6 separate regions of the Mus musculus genome follow, and all the other regions are linked to region 3. The links are chromatin loops, found by intact Hi-C in ENCODE. Cell type or tissue: left cerebral cortex. All regions are shown on one strand. Region 1 holds the start of Erich6b (glutamate rich 6B). Region 2 holds the start of Zc3h13 (zinc finger CCCH type containing 13). Region 3 holds the start of Siah3 (siah E3 ubiquitin protein ligase family member 3). Region 4 holds the start of Gm35966 (a long non-coding RNA gene). Region 5 overlaps Cog3 (component of oligomeric golgi complex 3). Region 6 overlaps Cog3 (component of oligomeric golgi complex 3).

Region 1 (5,000 bases), 180 kb before region 3:
TCAGTCCTGAATCTGGGGCCTGCTCCCCCAGGCTGTTCTTGTTTCTAGGTTTGTGTAGAGAAAGTGTGTCTTTACCCCCCCCCCCCCCCAGCTCTCACACTGTACCTCTGCAAGTCTCACATCTGTCGGCACATCTGCCTCACTCACAGGATGCAATTCCACCTCAATGCCTGGCTTACTGTGAGCTCTCAACAGAAGTTTGTACACTGAATTAATGAGCTGCAGAAGAGAGGCATACAGGAGACTGACTGCAAATGGTTTGGATGTTTCATCCACCTAACCTTCCAATGGGGTGAGTGATGGGCTCAGACAGTGAAGCCAGGAGTGGATGAAGACATCGTTGAGTGAACCCTGGGACCCCTGGGCTTCCCTGGGATTCTGGAAGCAGGTGTTTAGAAAACCTGCAGGAAACAAGGGGGCAGATCTCACTTCCGTCATGGGGAGTCCTACAGTGTTCTGCGAATCTGGAACACTGCTGTCTGGAACTGTTTATAAGTCCTGTTATTTAGCTCTCTGGCAGGGCCCTTGCTGGAAGGCAGCTGCTTTTCCTCTTGAGGGGGACTACTGATGGCTGCTTCTGTTTTGCTGGTCTGAATCCACCTTCAAACATGCCAGGGACAAACTCTAGATTCCCAAAGCTTCACTAAACCCTCATGCACCAATTGCTGTAGCCTTTACAAACAGACACCCAGTGCCCTGCTGAGAATATTGTCTAGGGCTTATTTACTTATTTGCTTTCTTTTAACAAATAGGATTTCAAATATATTGGAATTTGGCCGTTGAAAGGGGGTGACTTTGAGCTTGCAGTCATCGGTACAGAACACTTGTGAAAAGCCAACCTTTGGCTTTGGCTCTGCTCCCTCTTGACCCCCCCCCCCCAGGCTAGGTAGGGGGGTGCTGTTTCTCTCAAACCTCCCAAAAGTGAGAGGCAGGGGTGGGTGAGTGGGTGGGTGGGTGGTGGTGGTGGTGGTGGTAGAAAAAACCTGAGTGACCTGCTTTGAGTCCCAGGGGTAGGCCTGGGCAAGACAAGTTTTAATTTGAGGATTCTTTTCAGTGCCTGGATTCTCTGGAGGAGACGAACCCACCCCTTTATTTGTACTGGACCAGTAGAACACCACTCTTCACAGGGGGAGGATGGTGTCAAGGCAGGAAACAGAAAGATCAAGGTAGTGCAGGAGTAGAAAAAACAAAACAGACAAAATAACAAGCAACAAAGGGGTCTGGGTACTTGGCATATCCCGTTGCTATCCTTGGACTCTGCCACCCTGGACTCTCTCTCTCCATTGCTTCTTCCTTTCCAGGGCCCAAAGGCTGGAGGAGCCCAGGCCTGGCCTTCAGAGCTCTTACCCAATCTTGGATCCTGGCCGCGAGTCAACTGCACCCTTCCAATCTCGAGTTTAAGTCGCTCTCTGTTACCATGGGAACGGAACACGCATCTCTACCACTTCTCTGTTGTTTCGGGCATTCTATACCTTGGACCCTTAGCTTCCAGTTCCCAGCCAAAGGAGGAGAGGGGAGAGGGAGAGGGAGGGAAGGGAGTCTGGCTTCTAAGGTGAAAAGATGGTAGGAGTGCCTCCCAGGGCATCCCGTGTGGACTCACCTGCGCTGGAACCCAGGACCAACATCTCTAAGCCCCTGGGTGTCACCATCAGCTCATCGGCTCCGTTGAGTGCTATCCATGAGACAGAGAGTTGCCTTTGGGAACATGCATGGGCCTGATCTGGAGTCAGGGGACAGAACCCCGGTGAAATGTACTGATCGTGACTCTAGATGGACTCGCTGGTGTTGCAGGGTGGGTTGGGATGGACGGAGAGGAGGTCAGACCAGCCGATTTGAATACAGGGGTGGGCATTTCTGGTACTTGTACAGAAGTTTCATCAGAAAGAGAGCTGGGCATTTGAAATGTGATGCTTTGTTGTGATTTCCCATTCTTAATAAGCAATTGTGTTTGCATCTAAGTTTGTAATTCCAATTCTTTCTTTTCTGAGTGAGTCTGACAAGCTGTATAAACTGCAGGTTTCTGTGACGCCTAAGCAGTCACTAGGACTGTGTGTTCCTGGCTAATAGTGCCTCCTGGTGGCCTGGGCTAGACTCCTGGGAAGAGCTGAGAACAACAACAACACAAAAGAAACTGCTGGGAAAGTAAGGGGCACAGACCCACCGGGAAACCAGTAAACAGAGAACAGTCGGTGGCCGTTTCTGCCCCTCTCCGAGGCAATGAGGAGACCCAGGCGAGGCTCATAAAGGTATTGCTGGGCAGGAGAGTGGAGAACTGATCTGGCTGCTTTGGGTATGCTTTGGGTATCAAGCAGACTCAAGGGCAGTGCCAAGGGCTGGCCTGTGAGAATGGGTATAGCTGCCCCTCCCTGCCCGCACCATCATCTCCAATGCCCTTACATGAATCTAAGTAAAAAAGTGTGCTGTATTGTGTACACACAGCTTCAAGGAAAGTTTCCAAGTCTGTCATTTCAAGCAGTGCCCTTAGCTTCAGAGTCCATGTCAGGGTTCCCTTCCTGTCAGCCTGGTGTCTGGAATCTAGGCCATTGTTACTGTACAGTCTTCCACAAGATGGCGCCCACTGGTTTTATGTAGATGGGGTCATTCCTTTGGGGAGATTAAAAAAAAAAGATTTATTTATGTATATGAGTGCTCTATCTGCATGCCAGAAGAGGGCATCAGATCCCAGATTAGATGCTTGTGAGCCACCATGCGGTTGCTAGGAACTGAACTCAGGACCTCTGTGAGAGCATCCAGTGCTTTAATTGCTGAGCCATCATCTCTCCAGCCCCTGTGGGGATTTTCTTAAACACCTACTACATGCCTATATCATATTAGGAGGTGTTGGGAACATAGATGGAGTGAGACAGAAACATTACAGGTTTTAAGTTATTTAGTGACTAGCCTCCAAATACCACTGAATCGGTCATGGATCTGGGTGGGAATTTATCTGTCTCTTTCCTTTGGTAGTAATTATCAGCCCTACCTCTGGACCATCTTGCCCCAGGGAAGAAATGCAACCACAATGCTCACTCTTGGCAAAGGCAAGCCTAGGATCGTAGTGGATGGAGAGAGGCAGAGAGGCAGGCGGAGGTCCTTGTGAGAGTAATTACTGCCTGCCTCTCTGGGTTCAGTAAGGCATACATGCCATTAGGTCCCTGAACAAAGCATCTTTTCAGACATTTCCTACCCCACAAGGCTGCTTCTAGAGATGCCTTGCTCAGCTATCATGGAAGACTATGCTCTCTATTAGAGGCTGATAGGAAAATGGTGATAAGACAAATGTTTTCATAAATCTTGCCATAAGCACCCAATAAAGACATAGTTTACTTTCTTGTGGCCGTCTGCTTGATTTGGCCTTTCTACCTGGGTGCCCAGAAGAAACATCCATCCATGTAGCCTGGACTGTGGGTGGCCCCTCCCCCAAGCTACCCTTCCTCTAGTCTCTGTCATTTGATAAAGAGCTGCGCCATTGCTCCGACCAAGCACCTAGAGATGCTCTCCTGTGTCCCAGGTGAATGCGCTTCTGACTCCTAGGTCCTCTACCCAAACACATATCCAGAGGCTGATCATTCCTTCTGCTTCCTCTTCTCTGGGAGATTTTACAAGGCTCTTAGTTGGTCTTCTAATTCCCTCCCTCCATAGCTCACAAAGAGAGTAATTACTTAAAATATATCAGGTCATGGCTTTCCTCCTCCTTCTTTTTAGAAAGATAAAACTCAAGGCCTCCCTTCCCGTCCTCCCACTACAATCCCACCCGTGTACTATGACTTCCAGAAGGCTTGGCCTCAGTTTCCCAGGCATCTAAGCTGGGACACTGTGTTGACCCCCAAGTGGGGCAGCCTGGGAACTGACCTCACTTCTCTTTCTGTTGTCTGTCCCCTGTCTGCCTCTTTGATTCCCAAAGCAGACTTTCTGTCTTCTCCAGCCGTCAGCTACCAGGTCTCTCATTCGAAGGTTGCTTTTGGCAACAGGAGAACCTACAGCCTAATGGAGGGTCTAGGGACAGCATCTATTGCTTTCCTGTACCTGCCTGACACTTAACACACAGCCAGATGAGCCTAGACTGACAAGACTTTTTCGTAAAGCCTTGCTAGTGACTTCCTTTTACCACTTCTTGCTCCAGGTGACTGCAAATGGACTCAGTGGAATCTGTTTTAACATCTTTCAGAGACAATGGTTTTGAAGGAGCACTTAGCAAATGCTAGGTGTGATTTTTCTTCTTATTCAGAAGGCCCCAGCTTCTTCCTTTAAGGAAGAGGGTACAGGACATGGCTTTAGCCGTTGGTAGTATCCTCATTTCCACCGGCCTTTGTGTCTTGTACTGTGCCTATTTTATTTATTACCTATGTATGTATTTAGCGTGTCATATTCATGTGGAGTCCAGAGGACACCCTTTGGTATTTTTCATATTTTGAGACAAGGACCCTCACTGGCCCTAGACTCGCCAAGACTGGTCGGTCAGCAGGCTTCAGGGATCCATCTCTGCCTCCCAAGCACTAGGATTACCAAGCATGTGCTACCCTGCCTGGCGCCTTTTATGTGGACTCTGGGGATCTTGCTCTAGTCCTCATTCTTGCAAAGCAAGCACTTATTGCCTTAGCTACACTCCAGCCCCCATTACTTCTTGATTCTCATCCTCTGAATTTCTCCATTCTCCTTCCTAGGACAGTTGGCGTTGATGACAGAACCTCAGGACTTCTAAAGGCTGATATGGGTGAAGAGACATCTTGAGCTGCCATCTCTTCCATTATATATTTTGAATGTCTGCTTCTCTTACACTTGGAGATTCTTCAAAAGATTATAAGAACCTCTTTGACCTGGGAAGGCTTCTTTGTATATCTTGGGGGTTCTAGACCCCCACTGGCCATAAGGAATTGTCCTGTAGGGTGGCAGAGGCCAGGGGTGTTTTCCTGACCCAGGACTAGAGGAACAGATGAAGAATCAAGTCAATGTGTTGCTCTCCTGCTTCCACCATGCAGACTACATCTCAACATGTGAAG
Region 2 (5,000 bases), 170 kb after region 3:
TAATCACACAGTTACAACTTTGCACGAATAAATGCTTTCTGTTTGCACAGAAGATAGTATAGTTTAAAATCTCATTTGTCAGAAAATAAATATATAATCTGCAATACACCAAAAAAATTCTGTTTCATATATTAAGCCATTTAACTCAAAACCATGTAATCACTGATGTTTTGAAAGCTCAAAAATTCCCATCCTAAATGCTGGGTTCACAAAGAAAGATGAATACTACAAAAGAGTAGAATTTAAATTTGATTAAAAGTCAAAAACCATTAATGAGACAGATATGAGTATTTCAAAGTGGAAGAGAACTATCAGACATAAAGAACCAGAATTGTAGATGCCAATGTCTTTCCAATCAGAGACTGTAAACCAACCACTTATTATTAAACTGACTCTTGCCTGAAGATGTTCCTCCATTTGGTATTCAAATTATTCTTTGGTTAAGGCTATCACCACCTATTTCTTCCATCTTTCTCAAATACAAGAGTTATCAAAACCAAATGACTATGCAGTTGTTTTCCTTTATCTAGTCTCCTCTGGAGTGTAATAAATATTTGGAACTTTCATCATCTCCTTTCAATTAAAAAAAAAAAGGAAGAAAATTCAAATTCAGGGACAATAATACTGAGCCTATTAAGAGAAAATACATCTCAAATATGAGAACTGCTCCCCTTCTTCAGGGAACAATATACTCTGAGTTCCATACCATCAACCTGGCTGAGAAAGGAGCATGGCAGAGGTGGCTCTTCTTGAATAAGTAATTACTTTCAAGGCCTCTTAAATTTTGTTAATAAAAAATATGCTAATTGTGAATTCCCTTATCCTAAATGTTTAAAACCAGGTATATTTTGGATTCAAATCCTGTTAAGCTAAATATATGTGTGTGTGTGTGTATATGTATAAGTAATATATACATATAATACATATATGTATCTTTAAAAAAGACCAAGATTTAAATTCAAAATTTATGCTTAATACAATATAAATTAACACTAATGACTTAATATAATGTATTGATATAAAAGTCATACTGTGCTTTAGTATTCTAAATTTATATTACAGACATTAAACTGAGGTAAGTGTCTCCAGTCTAGACATTAATCAGGCCCAATCCAGATAAGCTTCTGAGATCAGGTGTTCAGGGTGATACGGCCTGCTGAGAACAGAGAATATACTCAGAATAAAGGTTAGTGTTCACTCCAAGTCACCAGTAAACAGAAAGCAAATAAAGAAGCTGTATCCCTGGATTGAACATATCCAGGAAAACAAAAACAAAAACAAAGCAACACAAAACAACAACAAAAAACCCAAAAACCAAAACTACACTGTGTACAAACCTTATTTACATTATTTAAAATTAGCATAAAGTACTTTTATAGGATTTACATTGCACTATGTATTAGAAGTATAGAGATGATTGAAGGCATATAAAACATCGTTTTCCAGAAGGGATTTGAGTTTCTGCACATTTAGGTATCTGAGTCACCCCCTATGTGTTGGTATCAACTACATCCTACCAGATGCTCACACTGAAACTCAAGTTTCAGGGCACAACCGTTTGCACAGAAATTGTGACATTCCTACATCAGCTTGCTAAGTCTCCAGATGAAACTGTCATCTGATATAATCTAACTAAGAAGTTGGAGGTTATTTAAAAATTTATACGTCTGTGTTGCGAAATATTGTTGTTTGGATTCTAAAGCTAGTAATGTTAAGTACTACATAGCAAAACTAAGCATATAGGCAGAGCCGCATAGTGATCTGGACTAACTAAATAAACATATCACAGACTTTTAAACCCTTAAATGCCAAACTTAAAGGTCCAACCTTTTCAAATTATTTTTTTTTGAAATTCACAAACCAGGAGAGACTGTGCACGCCCATAACTGAAAGAGTTCAAATTATCTGAAGACTCCTAATAAAACGAATTAACTTAAGATACTGCCTCTCACAAGCAAGATCCTACCAATATCATCCAAGTATTTTCTTCAACTCTGAATACTTTTCCAGCCACATAAATGTCAACCTGCTTAGCAAGTGATACTGCCAGATATATCTTCTCCTTTCGTTCCAGCTTCCCGTTGCCTGGGAGTATAAAGATAAAACAGTACTCCTACACTCCCAATAGTATTTACTGCAGCCGGGAAATAAGCAAGACCAGGAACAATCAAAAGGACTCTCCTTTCTTCAATAGATCTGGAATACGTGAAGAAGGCAACTCTAAATCCAAGAAACACAACTGCTGCATCCTTTCACCACACACAAATGCGACCACCACACCACGGTATCCGAGTCCGCCTGCTTCCTGACACAGACTGCAGAATCACAACTGGAGCAACAGCCAGATCTAACACCAAGAGCCTCTGCAGAGTCAAGGGTGGGATGCTCAAACAGCGTTCAGAAACACAAGCAGCACAGAACAAGGCGAGCGAGGATGGAGGCCACAGCGCAGGACGCCCACACGAGCCGGGTCCAACGCCTCTTCCCATCCGCTCCCCGAACGCTTACCTCCTCTCCAAGCACCCTTGTAAGCGCAGTCTTCAGGACGTCCCTGACGCCTCAGCTCCGGCTGTCCCCGCGCCCGGCCCCGGGAGGACGACCAAGAGGACGTGCACGCGCGGCTCCCAGGGGCCGGCCCTCCTCAAGCGGGGCGGACGCCGGGAACAGGGAGCAGCGGAGCCGCCCGGATCTTCTCCCAGCTCTGGAGAGCTCCGGACACGAGACGAGAGACGCACAGAAGCCACTGCAGAGCAACGCTAAGACCACAACTCTGCCTGGCCGCTACACTGGCAGCATCTAAAAGCCGACGGAAGTCGCGAGTTTGCCCGACTCCTCCGCAGGCAAGGCAGCTTCCGGCCCCCAGATTAGTCGTCATCGAGTAAGCCCCGCCCCTCTCAGACCACGCCCCCTCGCGTCCGACGCGAGGGCAGTGCGGAGTGTGTTCCTGACGCCTGTTTACTAAGGTCTGGGGACACGGAGTCAGCGTGGGAGGACGGAGATTCTCAGTTGACTGAGATTCTGGTTTTCACCGTTTTCCATCGCATAAAGTGCTACTTTGTTTCGGCAGTAACCACCAGCCTGGTGCGTTTCGAAGCTGCAGATTTTGACAACCGCCCGTCCCCCGCCTGGGCCTGAAGCTGGAGCAGAAATGCACGGATTGCGTTTTCAAGAACAAGAGCAGAGACTGATTAAAATTTTAGGGTGCAAACCCTTGAGGTGCTACAGAGTGCCTTTGCTTTTCCTGCTTGGATCCAATGATCTCCGTAGATTTAGGGTAAAAGTTGCTTAGGAGGAGCTGGAGAGATGGCTCCAGCCGTTAAAAGCGGTTGCAGCTCTTTCAGAGACCAGGTTTGACTCCCATCCCCCACGTGACTGCTGACCACCTTCTGTAACCTTCAGTAACAGCGGTTCCCCATTTTCTTCTGGCCTCTGATGGGGGTCCAGCATAAACCTGGTGCTTAAACTCACACCCTCACGCCCCACCACACACACAGTACATCTTAAAACTGCTTAAGATAGCTGTTCATCATAAATCAAGGGACGGTGGGGTGGGACCAGTAGCTAACCTCTTAGAATAAAAATAATAAAAATAAAAATGTTAAAATACACAGGGGGCCATTTTCACTCTTAAGCTCAAAGTAGTGTGCTTTTTATTCTTCAACAAAACCAAGGAAACTGATTCAACTTAGAAGCTAATGCAACAGTTAAGTGTTGCTGAAATCAATAAAATAAAAATAATGAGAGCGGAGGTTAGGGCATTAAGTGTTCCTGATGACATGCCAAACTATTTTAGAGATGGCGGCCAAAGCTTCTGCACAAGTGGGTTTGATGTATCTCTCAGGCAGCAAGAATCCGTATCTGCCTGTATCTCGGAGCTCAATTGTAAACGAATATTTGATGCCCAAATCATAGATCCAATCGTCAGAACCTCCAGGAGCTAGATCTAAAAGAGACACAAAATATATTTATTTCATAGCAACAAACACTTTATTTCATTGTAGAAACGAAAATAGCTTCCTTCTGGATGTTACCTAAATTTCTTATCTGAAAGTTGTAGTCATCTAAAAGAAACCATGTTAAGAAAGAAAACACATGTTGCCCAGAACTCAACAATAATCTGATTAAGGAGTGATAACTGCCAATAACATTTTAGTACATTTTACAGTGCATGTACTTTCTGTCTTAATTTGTAACATTTCTGGAAGTAATTATTGTAACATTACCAAATGTATCATTATTGTGTTTGAATAGACATTATTTTGAGTCATTTTAAGGGATTGCATTGTAAACTATAGTTGATTCAAATAATTTTGTTGATAAATAACTTAGTTTCTTTAGAATGAGCACCATTGTCCATAAATCAATGTTTCCTACTTCAGTAGCTTTTCTAGAGTTAAAGTTCCTTGACTAAAGTGGTGTACCTTTTACAGTTACCACACTTGTCACCAAGTACTAATCAAAAGAATGGAACCTCTCTCCTCCCAGGAGAGTGTCAGCATACCCAACTGGCAGCTTCTGCACCATGGGCAAGAATCTTGCATCCTGTCAGTTTTCTGGGAAGAAGAAGAAGGAGGAGGAGGAGGAGGAGGAGGAGGAGGAGGAGGAGGAGGAGGAGGAGGAGGAGGAGGAAGAAGAAGAAGAAGAAGAAGAAGAAGAAGAAGAAGAAGAAGAAGAAGACGACGACGATGACGAGGAGGAGGAGGGAGAGGAGGAGGAGGAGGAGGAGGAGGAGGAAGAAGAAGAAGAAGAAGAAGAAGAAGAAGAAGAAGAAGAAGAAGAAGAAGAAGAAGAAGAAAGAAAGAAAGAAAAGAAGAAGCAATTGTCTTTGATTTAGATTTCTTTATCAATGGATTGCATACATTTTTATATTCATTTTTATATTTTTTCTATCAATTTTCTTGATTGCTTTTTTTTTGCTGCGGGTGGGGGGCATTCGAGACAGGGTTTCTCTGTGTAGCCCTGGCTGTCCTGGAACTCACTTTGTAGACCAGGCTGGCCTC
Region 3 (5,000 bases):
TTCTATAGGACCTTTCAGAATGGATTTATGGGCAGGATGGCTAAACCACAGTATCTGCAGTCCTTGGAAGGCTCTGCTTTCCATTTACAAGGGAAGGCATCAGCTCGAAGGACTCCTGGGTTAGTGAGACTGCTAATGAAGGTGACCTGTGGAAGCCACATGGTGTGTCCTGATCAGCTGGTGAATTATATCTCAGCATTTGCTCACAGTCCTTAGATGCTGTTAGCATTCTCAGGAAAGACCAGAACTGTCTCCACACAGTCTTCACAGCTGCCTCTGGAGCTCCAGGCAGCCCAAGAAAGCAAGGCTGTGTGCTCCATAGCCTCAGTCACTACTTCATGTCCCAACCCGTCCTAAAGTGAGGGGAAGCACCACAGATCAATAGCTATTCTGGGTTAACATTGCCATACCTTCTCTCTCTCTCTCTCTCTCTCTCTCTCTCTCCAAAAAAGGAATCCCCTCCCCCAACAGACCACAGCTTATTATAGCAAAGACTTTTTTTTTTTTTTTTTTGGTGTGGTCTATTTATGGTTGTGAACATTTAGGGAGAGAACTCTTCTGAATCTGTATGCACTGTTTAGTTTAATCAAGCAGGCCAATGGCGCTTTTATTTTGAAAACCTGACGCTGTCTGCTAGCTTCAGGTTGAAAGTGACTCTGCTGACCTACTGTTACCTGGGTGCTGGATAAGCCAAGAGCTGATGGAGACCCCATAGAGCAGTTTGGCTGCTGGGTGCATCCCTCTGCAGGCAGGGGCCCTCCGAGTCCTGTGTAAGGGACCCAAACACTGTGGCACACAGCACAACATGTTTACTCACAGTGAGGCTCTGATGAGCTAAGTTCCTAAGGGGGGTTTAATGGGAAATGAAAAGCCAAATGAGCATGTGTACACACACACACACACACACACACACACACACACACACACACACACAAAGCCATGAAAAAAAAATCACTCCTTAAAAGCATGACATGTATTTCTGTTCCTGATTACAGGAGCATAAGTTGTCTTAAAGCTTTAAGTGACACTCTTTGAAAAGCCATAAATTACATGCAAGGTGTGTGTGTGTGTGTGTGTGTGTGTGTATGGTGTGTGTATGTGTATGTATGTGTGTATGTATATGTGTGTTTAGAGGAGAGATTATTACAAACACATTTATTCATTTCCCCCTCCCTGTAGTATCTCCTGGCAGCTTCAGAAAGCTGCGGAGAAGGCAGGATAGATATTTCTAGGTTTGTCTTCAAGATGAGGAAGGGAAGGCTTAGAAAGGTTGCGGCATTCATTCACACAGTTGTCCAAGGTATCTCAAAGCCTTTTACCCCGACCCTAAGCCAAGGTTGTTGTGGGCATTAAGCAGTCATCACTACAGAACGTACACAGATACTTTCCCCTTGCTGCTCGGCAAGACCTGAGCACCCTCCCTTCTCCGTCCTTGGGCACAGTCAGAGCATCACGTAAATTCAAACTTTAGAGCTGCTTATATTGCATAATTTTAAAAGGTATTAAAATGTAAAACAGGAGTAAACAATATTTCTTGCCGCAGGGAAGTAACTAATACGAGTTGACAAAATAATGGGATTGGAGTAAGGTCTCCAAAGTGGCCGTGGAATGGAATTCAAGAGTATTTTTAATATGGTTACGATGTACTTGCTCTGCCAAGGATGACTGGAAGAGAATTCTCATTTATAAAATCAAGCCATTAAAAAAATAAAACCAGAAGAGGAAAGAGATGAACGAGCGTAAGGCAGTGAGAGCACACATGAATGCTTTGGCGAGATTTGTCACAGAAAGCCAGTTGGGGTCTCAGTGGAGTCCACACCCCCTCCATCACGTTGCCCCTGGAATATGACCTCAGAGGCTCCAGACAGCTGTCAGTTTAAAGACTTCCAGGAATGGAGGTGGGGAACGCTTATAAACACAGGTCTGCAGCAAGAGGATTAAGGACCATGCATCTGATCATGAGAGTTTATTGTACAACATCGACATCGCACCCACCACAAGCATCGCTCAACACTGCTGGACCACAGTGGTCAGAATCACAGCTTCGGTCTCCAGGAGACAGTCCCACACTCAGTTGCAGACACAGCCCCTCCCCCTGTCCCTCAGTCTCCCAGTACAGTGAAGGTAGGCAAGCAAGCGGCAATCTAATCTAGAGTCCTGCGTTTTAGTTGATTTTCAGACCATTCCACCTCCAGGGAGTTCAGTTGCGCTGTCCCAGCATGCCCTTTCCCCACTCCCCACCTCCCCGGCATCCCTAGGCAGTGTCTCTTCATTAATTTCCTCATCTGCACCCTGACATGGAGAGGTCCTTCTGGCCCTGCATTTTGGCTTAGAACATTGACGTGAAGGGATGAACACGGTGAAAGCAGCACCGAGCGAGCAGGTGAGGCAGCCACTGGCAGGCAGCTCAGCAGCCAGCCGCCTGCAGGCTCCAGGCAGCCGCTGCAGCTCCTAGCTGGTTTCATTATTACACAATTGAAGCGAAGCCCTCCTCTGACTGCTCTCAGAGGAGGCTCACATCTCCTTGGCAGGAGGGAAAGGAGCTAAACTCCTCCCAGCAACTCAGACAGACAGACAGACAGACACAGACAGACAGTCTCTCTCTCTCTCTCTCTCTCTCTCTCTCTCTCTCTCTCTCTCTCTCACACACACACACACACACACACACACACACACACACACACACACACTTTGACACAGTTTGAGGACAAGGGCTAACTCTTGCAGAAACGGCCCCTTGCCAACTCCCGGGTCCTGTATCAGAGCTCCCCAGTCCTGAAGCTACTTCTGCACAGCCAAATCCTTGCATTGCACTGACCGGCGGGACAGACAGCAATTTGGGTAACTTTTCAGATTTTTTTTGTTCTCCTCGGCACTGGCCCACAAATGCTTGGGAGGGAGGTAAGGACACCTCTACCCTTCTCTTCCCTTCACCCTCCCTTTTGCCCCTCCCCCTGCCCCCTCTGCCCCTCCACCCCCGACTCCCCTGACTCCCCTCGGAGGACCGTGTGAGGAAGACACTATATGCCTGCTCTTCTGGTTGCTTGCCAGTCCAGAAAACACCACACAGTCACAGTAACAGCACCAAGCTATCCAGAGAGCGAGCATGAGGCAAGCATCCCCTGAGACCCCGGGATCCTAGCACCAGCAAACTGCCTGCATGAGCTCCCTGATAGAAGTCTCCTGAGAAAAGGCTAGAGCCCCCGCGGAGATGGCAGAAAGCACGAGAGGAAGCGACTCACCTTTAGGTTGTGCGTGGGGTTGACCACACAGACAAGTTGCCCAGCAGCAGAGAAAACCCGTTTAGCCTTGTAGTGCTGAAACCGGAGGTGAATGAGATCCAACACAGCCCCAAAGCACTGTGTAAAGAAAAGCATCACAACTTTTGGGGGGTTGTTGACACAGGAAGGCAGCGGAGGAAGCTGTAAGTCCTTGGGCTCTGAATGGAGCACAGCCTCGGAGACTCTCCGTTCCAGCCCGGCTTAGCGCGCCTTCATATTCATCATCAAAATAAGACGGTTAGAATCTTGCAGCAGCGAGGCAGCCAATCAAAAGGACAGAAATGTTATCCTTGAGGTTCAGAGACAGCCAATAACAAATACCTCCCCTACTGAAACTCCCTGATGAATTGAGCCTGGCGGAGAATGTATTATTGAACATTACCATAGATCAGCACACTGCATTTATCTTGTGATTACAGCCAACCATACATAATGCTGGGGAGATAGGCTGACAAAATTGATTGCTTAATGTGTCTCCATTTATTAATTGACTTAATTTAACATGAGAGCCTTTCTTAGTGCCCTGAACAAAACCCCCATCCAAAAAAGGAAAAAAATATAAAACATTTCCACCTCCAAACAGGAAAGCTTTGTGCTCCAACAGGCAGATGGGGTCGTCAGCTTGTGGCTCTACTCACGGAGCTGCCTGGAGAAAATCAAATACTACAAGATACTGATTCAAGATAAGAATTTGGCAGCCGCAGAAATGTGTATCTTTCAGTCTTATGCTCTGACTCTCTGCAATTTGGACTGTAGCCTCTTGATAAATCTAAACTCACTGTTCTTTAAGAAAAAAAGAATCCGACAGATGAATTTGGAATTGAGGAGGGACATGCATATAGTATATATATTTCAAAATACAGTAATCACTGAACTCTCTTTTATTAAAGCATAAAGATGCACAGAGCACGCTTCTAAAAATAATGAAATCCCTGATGCACGAACACACACACATAGAAAAACCTACAGGGGGAAGAAAGTGGATTGTACATCAGCAGAATAATTACAGATGCAGAGAACCTAGGCTTGTCACTCATTTGCATATTTGTGGGCAGCAAATTGCTAATTAACCAGTAGATTGTTGGAGACATTAAAATAGAGATTAGGAATACACACAGCACAACACTTGTTTGTCTGAATGCCAGCAGCAGCAGCAGCAGCAACAGCAGCAGCGCAGATAGGCAGAGACCAGTCTAGTCAGTAGCTGCCACAGAGCACTGCCAACCCCGTGCCGGGGCAGGCTCTGAGGCCACCCACAGGGTCCTGAAGGACAGCTCCTAAAGGCTTTGGGCTTGCAGGGAATAAGTTCCATGGTTTATTTAGTCTCTGCCACGAAAGCCCAAGAACTGGGAATAGTGAGTTTTAGTTCTTTGGCTGCTTCTACACTGAGTGGTCAGATAGACTGAGCTGAAGCCATTGGTATGAGGCTGTGGCTCCTTCCTGGACCCTCACACACGTCTCCAGGATATCTACAAACACAGTCAAGCAGCACAAAATTGTAAACTTGCTTGAAGCATCGTGAGACTAAAACAAAACAAAACAAAACAAAACACACACACACAACACTCTACCTCACTGTTGACAGTATGAACTTTGTACATGACAACATCTGTCTTGATGACAAAAAGTCACATGTGTTGGTGTCACAGGGCCCACACTGCAAGAGATATAAACTCTGATGACAAGACACCCAAGTCTGTGACCCGGTTGGGCACTTAG
Region 4 (5,000 bases), 69 kb before region 3:
TATTAAGAACACTAAGTCTAAGTTGGTGGAGCTGAGTTTTAGTCGTGGTCTGATGCTTGACCTTGAGAAGGTCATGATGCGTCTCTGAACCTGTGTGTTGAGGAAACTGACGAGGATTCACTCAAGACTAAAGAAGAGAGCAATATAGGATTCACTCAAGACTAAAGAAGAGAGCAATAGCACTCAAACGCACACTCTTTTGTTTGGTCTTAGCTTGCTCCTTTGTCTTCTGTTCTTCACTTATTAGTTTGGAGAGAAAAGTCATCTTGGGAGCACCGTAGTTGGAGGAGAAGGACACATTCCCTAGCCTTTATTTTGGAGATTTCTAGGAACCACCTTTCAAATCTGTGCCTGGGATGGCTTACCCATAGTATAGTGTACACTAGCAACAGCCTGCCGTTGTTCCTAGTTTGGCTCAGTAGGAAGGCGAAGGCAACACTGCAGGAATTCTGAGATCTATAAGCACTGAGTGTCTTCTTGAGGTGTTGTGTGTTTGTTTAGATGGGGTACCTGGGATACTCCACATGACCATCAGAAGCCAGGAGAAGACCTGTGGCTTCTGACGCCTTTAGACAGCTATGGAGGCCCTGGGCTGCAGGCAAGGAGCCACACGAACTGGTCTCTCCCAGGGCTGACCCACCAGCCTTGGGTCTGGGCCATCCACGGTTGGTTGCTAATGGCCTGGAGCTGCATATGTAATAGCTCCCATGGCACACAAACCTTTCCTTGGCAACTCACAGCGTCATCTTTGTGCTCCTCTGTGGGCAAAGTTAGTTGTGCTTCACCAGCCCTTGATAGAGGAAGCCTGGGCTCAGAATCCCAGCAAAGACCGGGTGACTGGAAAGGACTGTGTTTTCATCTTTCTGTAAATTGATGCTTCGGGTATGGGTGCACAGCAAAAGTGGCTGGAAGATCACCCAGTGTGGGGGAAGGGTAGTGTGTTTTTAGATGAATTAATTCTGGTAGAGAAAAGATTGCTGACGGCCAGCCAGGACAATCTGCCTGAAACTAAGCGTTCACTTGGAGGCTGGCCAGGCCGGCCCAGCTGGTGTGCCCGAGGTAAGGGAATGAGCTGGAGAAAGGCCCACACAGTCCCAGGAAGAGACAAGCTGGATTTGCTTGCCATGTTTTCCCCTAGCACCTGGCCAGTGACAGAAAGGAAGTTGCAGACATGTGGCCCCACTGGGAAGGCTTTAAGGTGTCCAAGTCAGAACAGAAAGAAGGCAGCGTGGAGATCCCCACTTTCTTCCACTGCAGGAAGCCCTCCCCCACCTCCACCTGAAGCTGATTCGTGGTTCTAACAACAAACCAAGAGAAAGCAGCCTCTGGAGGGGTGGTGTGGGAGGGGTTGGGGATGAGGGTGGAGGTGGGGTAGTGGGTGAGGTTGGGGGTTCGTGGGTGATGGGGAGTGGAGGGCAAGGTGCGTTTCCGGTGCTTCCTTCTGCAAATGCTGACCTATTCCAAAGCAACCATGTTTATGTACTGAGCAGGGATACAGCGTGTGTTAGAGAGTAAAGAAAGGAGTTGGGAGGCCCAGAGTCTAAGCATCAGGGCTAGCTCTCCAGCGGGGAGGTCCGGCTTGCTTTTCCCTGCGGTGCTTATGTTTGATGATGGATCTTATTTATAAACTATCAACAAACAGAGTAGCTGGCTCTCTGTCTGCTACAAAAAAGTGTTACTCTAGTGAAGTGTGTGTGTGGGTGTGTGTGGTGGTGGTGGTGGTGGGGGGAGTGGCTGCTAGATTTATAATTGATACATCTAAAAGGTCTCACTGAGGCAGGAGCACCCTCCCAGAGGCTAGAAGTTAGTTTGATGCCTTCTTTCTGGCTGCATCTCTGGTGCATCTTACTTATCCTGCCTCAGCAGAGGCAAAGCTCTTTTCAGAAAAAGCGCTGAGAACATCCCAGCTTTAATTGCAAAGCTAAAGGGAAAGGCATAGCTCAGTGAGGAGGCCCGGAGAACCTGGAAATAAGAAGCGAGAGGCTTTTTAACCTGACCACCATCTCCTGTCCAGAATCAAGTGAGTGCTTCTGACACAAAGGGTGCCTCCAGGTGACTCCACGCTCTGTGGAGGAGGCAATGTCTCATGCTCCTGCAGCTTATCCTTGAGCCCAAGGCTCCTGGAAAGGGACTCATGGCAGCTGTCTGGGTTTTTCTCTCCAGACTTGCTGCCTCACCCATGACAAGTTAGGCTCTATTCGAAACAGACCGAAGATGGAAGATGTTTTTGGTAGTCTAGCCTCCTTTAACTCCAGTGCTCGGCTTCTTGGTAACAGTGGTGCTTGCCCTTTGGCGGCAGTGAAGAAAGGGACTAACAGTGGTGGAAAATAACTACTCTGGCAGACTCTTCTGAATGCTCTACAAAACGTTACCAACAACACAGGACAGATTTCACACCAAGATCTTGAATCACAGTTGTTTACATAATATAATGCCCATGGCAGATGAATACTAATACCTCAAATTACCTGAGACAAAAAAAGAAAAGAAAGAAGACGGGTAATAAAAAGGTCCTGCTGTTTAGAGGTCCAAGGTGCACAGGATATCCAGCGGCTCCTGGTCTCACATCTCTGCAGCATCCCTGGCTCCGACGTCCGTCTCCGTGATGGCGATTCCAATGGCGAGGCTGCCGTTGTCAGAGAAGAGCTGAGCCAGTGAAGTGTTGAGAACCAGGCAGTCCCCATCGGTGATGACTGAGTCCACACACTCCAGGACAGATCTCGGGGTGGCCTCCCATTTGAGACGCCTGTGGTTTCTGTTGAGCTCCAGGCGATAAGTGAAGCAGTCGGCCTGAGTGGGAGTCCCAATCAGCATCATGGTAGCAAAGAACTGAGGGTGCCCTTCATGTCGTTCCTGTTTCCTGAGCACCAGCAGGAAGTGATGGCCCAGGCAGGAGTGCATGATGATCCAGTCGGCTGGCGCGGGGAGGTGCATGTCCGTGGCCAGGAAGACTATCTCCGCCCCTTGCAGGATGTCAATCCTGTGGATTTGCCGCAGGTGAGGAACCACCACCTCCAGGTGGCCTTCCCACTGGCAGGAGAAGAGCGGGCATATACAGGGTGTCACCTGAGAGTTGTGCAGCCCCGGCTCCTGGTGGTGGAGGTGGTGAGGACGGGCATGCTGATACAGGTGGTTGTGGTGACAGTGGTGGCGATGGTGGTGGGGAAGATGATGTGGGTGGAAGCTACCTTGCTCTGCGGAGTTCTGAGTGATCCCCCGTCTACTAGACACATACTGGAAGGAAAGAGAAAAGTGTTAGTGGGGCGCGAGGCTTGTGTCTGGAACGGAGTGTGACTCCTGATATTAGAATTATTAAAGGCAGATTGTACAGTGCAGGCATGGATTGCTTGTTTGTTTTCTTCTTTTTCTCTTTCTCTCTTTCTCTCTCTCTCTCTCTTATTCCTTCCTTCCTTCTTTCCTCCCTCCTTCCCTCCCTCTCTTCTTTCTTTTTCTTTCTTTCTTTCTTTCTCTCTTTCTTTTTTCTCCTCTCCCCCTCCTTTTCTTTTCTCTTTCTTTCTTTGTTTCTTCCTTCCTTCCTTCCTTTCTTTCTTTCTTTCTTTCTCTCTTTCTTTTTTCTCCCCTCCCCCTCCTTCTTTTCTTTTCTTTTCTTTTCTTTCCTTTCCTTTCTTTTCCTTTTCTTTCTTTCTTTCTTTCTTTCTTTCTTTCTTTCTTTCTTTCCTTCTTTCTTTCTTTCTTTCTTTCTCCCTGTCTTTCTATCTTGGGTTTAACCCCCACTGCTATCTCCACACCCCCAGGTCAGCGCTCAAACAGGTTTTGCCTGATAAATGCAACTCTCACTTTTCATCAGAGAAGCTTGTCTGCAACAGATAAAGACCAATACACAAAACCACAACTGGTCAAAATACAAAGAGCAACAACTGATCATGAGGTGCCCAGCCACAACCGGAAACATCTACAACACAACTCTTGCACTTTGTGGAAGAGAGGTGAAAGATTGTAAGAGCCAGAGGATCAGGACATCTGCTGGGAAATTGTGTCTCCTAGAAATGACATGATATTGCAAAAATGTGGCTGCTTAAACAAGACCCGAAGAACAACCCCAATAAGCATGCTAATATGGAATGGGAAATTTCACAGGGTCCTACCCCTAGACAAAGAAATACAGGCAAGTAAGGAATGCTGGAGTAGGGGAGAAATGGTCTTCCCCAGGGATGAACCCACTGATTAGTGATATAATAACAAGTGATCAGTTCTGAAATTGTGTATGTAACACAACACCAAACAGATTCAGCAGGTAGTTATATATGTATACATATATAATAGATAGATAGATAGATAGATAGATAGATAGATAGATAGATGATAGAGAGAGATAGATGGATAGATGTAACACTAACATAGGAAAAGAAGCCATGAATGAGAGAGAGAGAGAGAGAGAGAGAGAGAGAGAGAGAGAGAGAGAGAGAGGAGAAGTAGGAAGCCTTTGGAAGGAGGAAGGGGAAGGGGGAATGATGTAGTTATGGTTTTGGTTTTGGTTTGTTTGGTTTTTTTCGAGACAGGGTTTCTCTGTGTAGCCCTGGCTGTCCTGGAACTCACTTTGTAGACCAGGCTGGCCTCGAACTCAGAAATCCGCCTGTCTCTTGTAATTATGTTTTAATTAAATATGTTAGGATAGTAATATAAATGAGAGGAGTGAGGGGAGACGACTCAGTGGGAAAAGCACTCGCTGTCAAGCCTGATAACCTGAGTTCCAGCCATAGGACCCACATGGTAGAAGGAGGGAGCAAATTTTCTGAAGTTGTCCTCTGACCTTCCCACTTGTACTGTGATGCAGTACACACACACGCACACACATACACAAGCATACAAACATACACGCATGCCCACAATACACACATATACAAACACACACACATACACAAACATACAAACACACACACATGCACACACACATACAAACACACACGCATACACAAACATACAAACACACACACATACACATACACACACACACACACACACACACACACACACACACA
Region 5 (5,000 bases), 260 kb before region 3:
TTTGTGATTACACAGCTCCTCAGGATAGCTGTAGTAAAAGAAGACAGAACTGAACTAAAGCTTTTGCTTTAGCCAAGTGTAAATCAGGGCATTTTGAAGGAGGCATATTTACATTATGGCTGAGTGGAGCCTGCCTGTGCTAAAAACTTAGGTGGATAAAATTTTGCAAGTTTCTGTTTATCATTCCCTCTGAAGTATTGTTAGTTTTCTTAGTAGCTATAAATTAAATTTTTTTGATGTAGCACATGTAGTAGAATTTGACCTTGTAAATTTAATTCTTACATTCAAGGAATTGTAACCAAGGAGGGAGTCTAAGTTTGAGTGCGTCGAGTAGGGAGGCAGGGAGGGCATGGGTCTGCGCTGGTCTCCAGGCTCTGAAAGAGAGGCCTAGCTGAGGAGAGCTCATTCCTTCCTGCCTCTGCCTTCTTTGTTAGGAGACCCTGCCTCTGCAGATCTAGGAGAACTTTGAAGAAATGATCCTTGATGTGACTTAAAGAGAAGTAAATTGTGCAGAGAGTAGACAGGGTGAATGTAGAAGTCATTGTGTTTTTTAACAAACAGCATGATGGCACACCTTTCGGGGAATACTGTGGCTTAAATGAGAATGGCCCTGGAAGCTCATCTAGTTGAATGTTTAGTTACCAGTAGTGATGATATGTGAAAGATTAGAAGGGTTAGGAATTGTGTTTTTGTTGGGTAGTGTGGCCTTGTTGAAGAAAGTGTCTCACTGGGGGTGGACTTTGAAGTTTTAAAAGCCCACACCAGGGCCAGTGTCTGATTGTTTGCCTGTTGCCTGTGGATCAGGATGTAGCTCTTAGCATCATGTTTGCCTGCTACTCTGCTCCCTACCATGATGATAATGGACGAGCCCTAGGAAATTGTAAGCCAGCCCCTGATTAAATGCTTTCTTTTATAAGAGTTGCTTTGGTCATGGTGTCTCTTCACAGCACTAGAACAGTGACTAATACTGAGGAAGACTGAAATCAGTGCCGCCACCCTGGGCTACAGAGTTAGTTCCAGGTCAGCCTGGCTACGTAGCATGATGCTGCTGTTTTTCTTTTCTTTCTTTTTTTTAAAAAAGCACACATTATGTTACAATGGAATTAGTGAGATCCTAGAACAATCCATGGAGCAGCAGGCAGTGGTTATTATTAAAATAAAATTCTTAGGGCTACAAAAAGGCTATAAATATAGCTACTAGAAAAAAATTAATAAACATTGCACCCCCCTTTTTTTTCTGAGACAGGGTCTCTTTGTGTAGCTTTGGGTATCCTAGAACTTTTCTCTGTAGACTGGGCTAGCCTTGAACTCATAGAGATCTGCCTGCCTTTGCCTTCTAATTGCTGGGATTAAAAGCTTTCACCTCCATTGCCTAGCTTGTATCTCCCCCTTCCTTATTTATTTTATTTTATTTTATTTTATTTTATTTTATTTTATTTTATTTTATTTCTTAGACAGAGTTTCTTTGTGTAGCCCAGTGGTTCTGGAACTTGCTCTATAGATCAGGCTGACCTTGAACTCACAGAAATCTACCTGCTTCTGCCCCGGGTGCTAGGATTAAAAGCATGTGCCCCACATTCAGCCATATATAATTGATTTTAAAAGTTGCTTCTGCAGATGAAGACATGGAAGAAGTTGAGTGTGAGGAGGGAGAGATGAGGTGTGCAGTGGTCAGCGTGAGCAGAGGTCTAGACTGGCTCTGGAGTACAGGCAGAGCAGATGGAGCTAGAGAGGAGTGAGAGGCCTCAGTGACCGTCCTCATGAGGCGTCACCTGGCTCTTGTCTGAAATATTCCCCAGTGGGAAAGCTGGAGTTGATGCTCCAGTTTTTGTAACAGCTTGGACGTCTGCCCCATGTCTGTCCATTAAGAAGTAGTTCATGCTTACGCCCATCAAGGTTTTACCTGAAAGCCAGGCTGACATATTTGTATTTCTTTCCTGTGCTGTGCAAGGAGGAAGCATACAAAGTGACTTCCAAGTCTCTGTCCATAGCACAGTTCAGCCAAGCCTGCCTTGTAATGGGACTTGAAAACCCTGTTTGTTTGTTGAGATAGGGTCTGACCATGTAGCCCAGGCTTGCCTTAAACTCTTGTGCCCTATTCCTTAGCTTCCCGGATGCTGACTCTGCAGCAGTCTACCATACCCAACTGGATGTCTGTCTGTCTGTCTGTCTGTCTGTCTGTCTGTCTCTCTTGTGTTTGCATGTCTGTGTGAACATATGCCTATTGTGTGCATTCCTGTGGAGTCCAGAAGAGGGCATCCTGTCTCCAGAAGCTGGACTTAATATGTCAGCCTAGCTGTTTAGATTAAAAACTTGAGTCTCGTGCTGTCCTCTCTAGCCTGGCCGCTGTTTGTCTTGGTGGTGTTTTTGGTGTTTTCTATGCCTGTGATGTGGTTATAAAGAAGGGAAGTCTTTAGAGTGTATAGGAGCCTCTGTGCGTTTGTGATGGACACTTTTCTAATGACATGAACTCAGTAGTAACTCAGTCTTTTGAGGAGTAACCTTTTTTAAAATTTTTATATTTTTGGTGAAATTTCTTCAGATTCCTGTCCTGAAAAGTCTCAGGAAGAATGCCCAATGTGGTTGTGACTGTTTTGTTTTTACTTGTTTTTCTCCCCAGAATAACACATATCTTGAACTCAAAAAAAAAAAAAAAGTTTTGTCAAAAAGAATGTCTAGTGGTGAAAGCTTGTCAGAGTAGATGCAGCCTTGCTAGAACTGTGCCTGGTTCCCAGTGTGCCTAGTGACAGGCTTATACAGTTGTGTGTCTGTGAGCAGTCCGTGTTTATTTGCTGTTGGTGACGTGAAACCTCTGCTTTTGTCTCCTCTACTAGGTATCAGCATTGAAAACCATGGCCAGCCAGGGAGGCCCCAAGTACACCCTCTCACAGCAGCCGTGGGCACAGCCAGGTATTGGGGTTTTATTCTTCAAGGATGCTATTAGGCTATGTCTGTGAACCCCTTCCTGTGACATCTGGGACTTGGTTCCTTGCTTGTTTTGGGTTAACAGATGTGGGTCAAAGCAGGATTCAGCTTGGGGCTGATAGGTCTTTCTTAGCCAGCATTGCTTCCCTCAGACAAGCATTCTGAAGAGGGGGATCTTTGGAAGCTTACTCAGTTAAAAATCAAGCCTGACTTACATGTCAGTGCTTTGCGCCTGCAGACTTCTGTGTGCCTGCTTTTCCTTGGCTTCAGGCTTTCATGGGAACATGGCTCCAAGGCACAGAGTGACGGAAGGAGTGCACTTATTTCCAGCACACGAAGAAATGTTGGCCCACTCCTTTCTTCCTTTTTTTTTTTTTTTTTTTTTTGCCAAGTTACATCCTCTGTTGACAATTTAGCATGTTTGAAAAAAACTGTCAGAATGAAGGAGTCGGTTGGGTTTGGCAGGCAGCACCACTGCCCGACTCAACTTGCACATCTACTTGAGATGTTCCAGTCACTCCTCCATACATTCACATTTTCTATGCTAAAGGCTTTTTGTTTCTTTTGGCCCGTGGGATTTCTTCAGTGTTAGGCTTTAGACATTTAGAACCCCTTTGGGCTGTTTTTGGCACAGTTTTTTAATTGCATCTTTTTTTTTTTAAGGGAATATTTTATTTTACTTTTTTATTGGTTATTTTATTTATTTACATTTCAAATGTTATCCCCCTTCCCAGTTTCCTCTCTGCAAACCCCTGTCCCAGGCCCCTACCCCCTGCTTCTATGAGTGTGCTCCCCCACCCACTCAGTGCCATAGCATTCCCCTACTCTGGGACATCGAGCCTACACAGGACCAAGGGCCTCTCCTTCCACTGATGCATGACAAGGCCATCCTCTGCTACATATGCAGCTGGAGCCATGTGTACTCCTTTGTTGATGGCTTAGTCCCTAGGAGTTCTTGGAGGGGGGGGGTCTGTTTGGTTAATATTGTTGTTCTTCCTATAGGGTTGCAAACCTCTTTAGCTCCTTCAGTCCTTTCTCTAATTCCTCCATCGGAGTCCCTGTGCTCGGTCTGATGGTTGGCTGCGAATATCAGTATCAGTATTTGTCAGGCACTGACAGAGCCTCTCAGGAGACAACTATACCAGGCTCCTGTCAGCAAGCATTTCTTGACATCAGCAGTAGTGTTTGGGTTTGTTGTCTATGGATGAGGTGGATTCCCTAGCTGGGGCAGCCTCTGGATGGCCTTTACTTTAGTCTTTGCTTCACTCTTTGTCCCTTTATTTCCTTTAGTCAGGAGCAATTCTGGGTTAAATTTTTTGAGATGGGTAGGTGGCCTCATCTTTCCACCAGGGGCCGTGCCTAACCTCTGGATATGGTGTCTACAGGTTCTCTCTCCCCTTTGTTGGGTATTTCAGCTAATGTCATCCCTGTTGGGTCCTGGCATTTTCAGTTACCATTAACCATGATAACATTTGTTACATTGCTATTCTGTGACCCACATTTGCACACTGAGACAGTGGGAAGGAGCAGGGTCTTAGCTGTGGAGAAGCTGCTTCAAAGTGGGAGACCCAAAGAGGGCCTCTGCCTCTTGCCCATGCAGTTTGTCAGCTACAGGCACCTAACCTGGAATCAGCCTTTCTATGATGAAAGAAAGCCATTTTCTGTTAGGTCCATATTTTCTTTGAATAAAGGGATAAAACCCTCTTTCTCAGGTAACGTGTAGAGTCCATTCAGCACGTTTATCTACGGTTTGGTGAAGAAGTCATAAGGTGGTTAACCATCTTTGAGAGATGGACTAGTTTGTGGGTAGGAAAGTAAGAAGTATGTTTTATTTTACAATTTTCTATAAGTCAGATTTTAATACCATATAAAATTTTTGATTGAAGCTATTCTGTCTCCAAAATTTTCAGCCATAAGTTCCTTAATTTATTAAAGTTGAACTAAGAAGTAGCTGGTGCTATCTCCTGGGGAGATGTACAAATCCACATCAGTTCTTTTTGGAAGGAGATGGTTTATTCAAAGGCCCCTTGAGTATACATTGTGTACAGTATACATTGTGTACAGTATACATTGTG
Region 6 (5,000 bases), 260 kb before region 3:
ATAGTATTAAATGTAGCCACAGTGGTCTGTTTTTTGTTGTTGAGGCTGGGTCTTGCTAAGTAGGTGGCTGTAGTTGACCTTGAACCTGCAGATCCCTGTGCTTCGGCCTCCCTGTGCGGGCGTTGCAGGTGGGCCCCACTATGCCTAATCCCTGTAATTAGGTTTTGCACTTAACTTTCATCCAGCATCCTTAACAATAATGTGAGATTGCCCATGTTCCTAGCCATGAACAAAGTTTAGTTACTTCTGAAGTTAGCAGAATTTTTTAAAGCACCTTTTTAGACGACGCATTGGTTATTGTAAGCATGCTGACTTAATGATGCAGTTGTTATTCCCTTCAATGGCAGATTTGGCTACATATTTGCTGCCACTGGCTTATGTTTAAAGCAAAATAGTTTTATAAATTTGGTGGTTCCAACTCTTTATTTTTTAATTGATTATAATCTTACTGTATGTGAAGAGAAGTCATGTAACACGTTGTCCAGACTCCACTACTTTTTAAGACTATAGCTCCAAAGGAATAGGCGCATACACAGGAGCTCCGCACACACAGGCACACATGCGAGTTCCATGCTGCAGACTCTGCGGAACAAATGAGGCCTCGCACTTGTCTCGTGGCGTCAGTCACCCAGACTCCTCTGACTTACACTGTGGCGTGTGGATCTCTTCCAGTGCGGGCTAGGAGGACGTTTGACATCTTTGCTTCTTCAGGTTCCCAATAGGGAACAAGGCACGAGACCAGGGTTCTCAGAAACTCCTATTGTGGGGCTAAGATCCTAAGGGAAATGAGCATGAGTTATGTTCCCTCCGCAGCCCTCCCAGACCTCAGTGCATAAGGTCAAAGGTGGGTCCTAGGTTACTCCATCTGGTTTGCCTTATGCCTTAAGCTTACCTGTCCTTTATCACCTACTGATAACCAGATCTTCTGTTATTGGCTGTTAAGGCTGAGTCTCACTCTGTAGCCAATATTGCCCTAGAACTATGTAGCCCAGGTTGGCCTTGAACTCTCAGCAATCCCACCCCAGCCTTCGAAGTGCTAAGATTATAGACATAAGCTACTGTGCCTAGCTCTGAGGTAAAAAAAAAAATCTTTTTTTTTTTTTTTTGTTTGTTTGTTTGTCTCTTCTCTGCTCCCCAGACAGTGTCTCTTATAGTCCAGGCTGGCCCCTTTCTTGATATTGTCACTGAAACTGTCCTGGATTTTGATTATAGGCAGGTGCTTCCAAGCCTGGCTTCTCTGAACTGTACTTAAAATTTAAAAAAATAGATTTTATGTGTATACATGTTTTGCCTGCATGTATATCTGGGCATCATGTGTGTGCTACCAGAGGAGGGCAGAGGAAGGCATCACAGATGAACCTGGAGTCACAGATGGCTGTGAGCCACGATGTGGGTGCTGGGAATCAAACCTGGGTCCTTTGGAAGAATAACCAGTGCTCTTAACCACTTAAACCATCGCTCCAGCTCTCCCTTATATGAATTTAACCAAATGCCTCAGAAAGCTCCTATTTTTTAAAGTATTCTATAATTTACTGTTTTTTATTTCACAATATTTATTTATTTATTTGGTCAACTTTGTTCTGTTGATTATGTTGTTTCCATTTTCCTCTGTTTAAAAGAAGATTGTACTGAAAAGCCATGTTACATCTTAAAGCGTCTTCTCTAATTACCAGGGATACATCTTTAGAAGATAAACTGAGAGTTTGTTTTATAGTTAATTTCGAGTTTAGAAGCAGCCTACGAGGTGGTAGTGCACAATAAAATGTGAGTCCAGTACTAGGGAGGCCGAGGAAGGAGGGTCTGGAGTCTGGGGCCGACATGCACTGTATAGCAAGTTCTAGCACACTAAATGAGATTGTTCTGGAGTGGATATTCTGTAAGGTTAACCCTGCCTGCTTAATTGATCCCTGTATCTCCCAGTGACCGCACAGTGCTGGCCGTGAGTAGGTGCTAAAGGCCCTCCGAGCATTTCCAGACACGAGTGCACGTTACAGAGCCGTGTGGTAGTCCTGAAAGATTGTGAGATATTTGACAAATGGTTCAAGTGTGGAAGTGAACATTGTTCCCTGCTTTCATGGCTTTGCGGTTCCCTTTTTCTGCTCTGTCAATAACTATAGGCTGATGTTTCTCTCTTCTTCCACCAGAGGGCGGTGTTCCAAGGATTATCACAGGAAGCCTTGTCTGCCTGCATACAGTCCTTGCTAGGAGCATCAGAGTCTATCAGCAAAAACAAGGTTTGATGAAGCGTTAGGTGAAAGTTTATTACCTATAATAGTATTGTGCAACATGTCATTTATTTAGAGTCACAGAAATTTAAAACCGCTTAGCAGTAAGATTTGTTTGATTAGTAGGAGAGAATTTCGAGACCCTTTGAGGGAAACTGGTGTTTCATTGTAGTGCTCACAGAGGACTGCTCTAAGAAGTCTACTTTGCTAATGTACCAGGAGTGGAGCTGAGGGTCTAATGCTGTAGGATAAAGAGAGTACCCAGCGAGTGTGTTCAAGGAAACAGCAGGCCATCATGCCCACAGTATTTTAAAGACTTGACTTCCAGGGCAGGCAGTTAGAGTCCGTATGCTGTGTGACTTAAGCTAGCTGCCCTGACCACATGGCTTATGGTTTGGAATCAGCACAGGACCTGGGACTGGAAGCTGGTCTGTGCTTCTCCCTCGGCCTTGCCAGGAGGTGGAGCCCTCCTCTGCTCTCCCAGAATGCCTGTGCCACAGAGATGGAGCTCTGAGGCCACTGGTAGCCACAGTGCACCTTCAATCCTGTGCGTTCCAGATTGACAAATTCCATTTCTATCTTCAAAACTTTAGATAATTGAGGAGAGTCTCCTGATAAAAGTTGTCCCTAGAGAAGCTCTGCCTTTATGTCAGGTTCTCCTCTTGTGCATGGCTTTGAGAGATAATCTCTACATAGGGATTAAAGGAGCATGGGACAAACAAGTTCCAGATAGGCAGAGCTAAGTTTTAAATAATGTTTGCAAGATTCATCTCTCACAGTTTTATGATTGATCATGCCTAAAGTCCCTGTTGGAGATGGTTAGCTAAACTGGAACATGTTTTGTATGGTGGAGTATTGCACAGCTGCTAAATTTAAAGATGTAAAACAATAAACATCACTTCCCTGTATTATGACAAATAAAGGGTAGCAGAAATAAGATATAGACTGCGGCCTTATGTAGCAGAGATGCCACCGAGCTCTCTGCCCTCATCCCTACACATGTCTTTATTATTTACAGGTTTGTTCAGTGAGATGTTTCTCAGCTCTTTAGAAAGATTTGGTCATACTCGATAGCCTTTTGTACTCTATCCCTCTAAGCCCCCAAGCCTTCTGTCCTTACTATCTACCGCCCTTTATGTAACTGTTTCCTACATGTTCTAATGTCTGTCTGCAAACCTTCAGTTTGCTTGGTCAGAGTTGCTAGCACATTTGGTTTTGTGCCTGAGAATCTGTAATTTTTGCCTTCCAACTTACAAGTTTTTTTTAAGGTACATTATCATTGCATAAATTGAACACCTAGTGTGTAGTAAATTAACATAATACTATTTTCCTAAGTTACAACAACTGTAATAAAGAAAACAAAGTCTATGTGACTCAGTTACAACTCGAAAAAGTGTTTAGAATGCACAGCATTTCCTATTTGTCTGCTGCTGTGCTCACAAGCCAGGTGAGCCTCCATACATGTGCTGTTGCCATGGTGATTGTGCTCCTTAGGAGTCAGTGGGGAGAGGGACTGAGAGCAGTCACTGAGTCCTCTTCTACTGCTTATGAAGGGTAACTTTATCTTTGCCAAATTTAATATGCAGACTTCATTAGAAATGTTTCAAAATAAAATTCTGCCTCAAGGAACAGCCTTACTTTATTAATACACAAACTTTTACCACAAGGACTATAATTATTATGCTGGGACTTGGTCAGGTCAGAGCTTTGAGAGCGCCACTTAAGTCTCAGGCTCTTTCAGATAGTCCTGAGTTAGCAGAAGGGCTTGTACAGGGACAGCCAGCACGCTGTTGGTGTCTGGTAATCCAGGACGGGGGTGCCAGGCCAGTTTATATTTGGAAGCTCCTTTTGTACTGTGTCTGATGTTGTGGATATCAAAACCATGTAGGCCAAATAGGGAAGGATGTCCTCCTAAGAGAGGCTAGAAGGCTGTGAGCAAGCCCATTCAGACTCGTTCTCGGAGCTTTGCTGTGCTGCTCAGTGTGGCTCTTAGGTGGCAGCATTGTTTTTTAATCTCTGTCCCAAGTTGAAAGTCTCGACTTCTCTTCCTAGCACTTGTGTGGTTTGCTCTCTTGGGTTCCTTAAGTAGACCAAGTCATAATGTTCAAAGTCCTACCAAGAATTTTCCAGAGAACTTTGACATGGGTAACCTGGAGAGAGCTCATGGTACTGCAGAGAACTATCACTTTGAGGCTGTAAGTTTGCATAGATTTAATGTTGAGTGATAATGTCTTTTATATGTTCCTATTTTGATTTAATCTGTGACAATATCCATTTTTTTTTTGTCTTATAATTTAGACTCAGATTGATGGACAACTTTTCTTAATTAAACACCTTTTGATTCTTCGAGAACAAATTGCTCCATTTCACACTGAATTCACCATTAAGGAAATTTCCCTGGACCTCAAGAAAACTAGAGGTACTTTGTTGTCCTGGCTGGCACAGTTGGGTGTATTTGACCTGTCCAGGTGTGTCAGCACAGGCTACAGGTTTATTTTATGTTCATCTGCAATTTCTTTTGCATGCTTTGCTTGCTAAATTTACTTATTCATACTAAACTAAGCTGTCAGTATCCTAATTACTTCTAATTTGTTTTATTTTCTTTATTAAAGGAGCTATATCTGAACATTTCCATGTGTGATACAGTTTAACTCTCTTGGGCCCTTCCAGATACTACCATTAGAAGCAGTTATGAGATGAAAATAACTATAAATAAATACCTATAAGACACATAGCAGTATCTGTGTCATCAAATTGAGGTTTATCTGGTACCTG

Evidence for each region. Peaks named below come from ENCODE experiments on the same cell type or tissue, not always from the same donor. Only the 100,000 strongest peaks of a DNase experiment are listed, where the experiment ranks them.
Region 1: it touches region 3 in a loop (2.5-fold over the local background); 5 of 42 quality-filtered maps call a loop at or near these places.
Region 2: a loop joins it to region 3, with 3 times the contacts of the local background. A loop is called at or near these places in 2 of 42 quality-filtered maps.
Region 4: it touches region 3 in a loop (4-fold over the local background); 4 of 42 quality-filtered maps call a loop at or near these places.
Region 5: a loop joins it to region 3, with 3 times the contacts of the local background. A loop is called at or near these places in 4 of 42 quality-filtered maps.
Region 6: it touches region 3 in a loop (4-fold over the local background); 4 of 42 quality-filtered maps call a loop at or near these places.

The regions. Positions count from the first base shown.
Region 1 is chr14:75,638,636-75,643,635 of GRCm38, reverse strand. Erich6b (glutamate rich 6B) reads right to left here and starts at 1,414. Exons shown (of 13, transcript NM_001369022.1): 1 at 1,348-1,414. It overlaps Gm36219 (a long non-coding RNA gene), which reads left to right. Exons shown (of 6, transcript XR_383598.2): 2 at 150-292; 3 at 1,055-1,166; 4 at 1,302-1,792; 5 at 2,017-2,246; 6 at 4,665-4,795. In left cerebral cortex, CTCF peaks have their summits at 2,055 (motif pointing left) and 2,647 (motif pointing right); DNase peaks (open chromatin) are centred at 2,104 and 2,571.
Region 2 is chr14:75,282,174-75,287,173 of GRCm38, reverse strand. Cpb2 (carboxypeptidase B2 (plasma)) reads right to left here. Exons shown (of 11, transcript NM_019775.3): 11 at 3,619-3,943. The coding sequence ends at 3,759. It overlaps Zc3h13 (zinc finger CCCH type containing 13), which reads right to left and starts at 2,808. Exons shown (of 19, transcript NM_001359875.1): 1 at 2,509-2,808. It overlaps Gm35679 (a long non-coding RNA gene), which reads left to right and starts at 4,994. Exons shown (of 3, transcript XR_874823.2): 1 at 4,994-5,000. In left cerebral cortex, a CTCF peak has its summit at 2,926; DNase peaks (open chromatin) are centred at 2,343, 2,880 and 3,786; H3K4me3 peaks cover 2,357 bases; H3K27ac peaks cover 1,419 bases.
Region 3 is chr14:75,454,433-75,459,432 of GRCm38, reverse strand. It overlaps Siah3 (siah E3 ubiquitin protein ligase family member 3), which reads right to left and starts at 3,451. Exons shown (of 2, transcript NM_001128093.1): 1 at 3,243-3,451. The coding sequence starts at 3,377. It overlaps Gm41212 (a long non-coding RNA gene), which reads left to right and starts at 1,446. Exons shown (of 2, transcript XR_874827.2): 1 at 1,446-2,841. In left cerebral cortex, a CTCF peak has its summit at 2,416; DNase peaks (open chromatin) are centred at 2,118, 2,443, 3,513, 4,428 and 2 more places; H3K4me3 peaks cover 2,822 bases; H3K27ac peaks cover 2,966 bases.
Region 4 is chr14:75,523,680-75,528,679 of GRCm38, reverse strand. Siah3 (siah E3 ubiquitin protein ligase family member 3) reads right to left here. Exons shown (of 2, transcript NM_001128093.1): 2 at 2,539-3,234. The coding sequence ends at 2,563. Gm35966 (a long non-coding RNA gene) reads left to right here and starts at 2,908. Exons shown (of 3, transcript XR_001781402.1): 1 at 2,908-2,997. In left cerebral cortex, no CTCF peak of the experiment used is centred here; DNase peaks (open chromatin) are centred at 442, 1,017 and 1,903.
Region 5 is chr14:75,711,111-75,716,110 of GRCm38, reverse strand. Cog3 (component of oligomeric golgi complex 3) reads left to right here. Exons shown (of 23, transcript NM_177381.3): 20 at 2,835-2,910. Among named protein-coding and RNA genes, the nearest start is that of Cog3, 41 kb to the left of the region's middle. In left cerebral cortex, a CTCF peak has its summit at 2,240 (motif pointing right); DNase peaks (open chromatin) are centred at 2,269 and 3,332.
Region 6 is chr14:75,719,336-75,724,335 of GRCm38, reverse strand. It overlaps Cog3 (component of oligomeric golgi complex 3), which reads left to right. Exons shown (of 23, transcript NM_177381.3): 16 at 2,145-2,234; 17 at 4,524-4,644. Among named protein-coding and RNA genes, the nearest start is that of Cog3, 33 kb to the left of the region's middle. In left cerebral cortex, a CTCF peak has its summit at 2,142 (motif pointing right); DNase peaks (open chromatin) are centred at 730 and 2,146.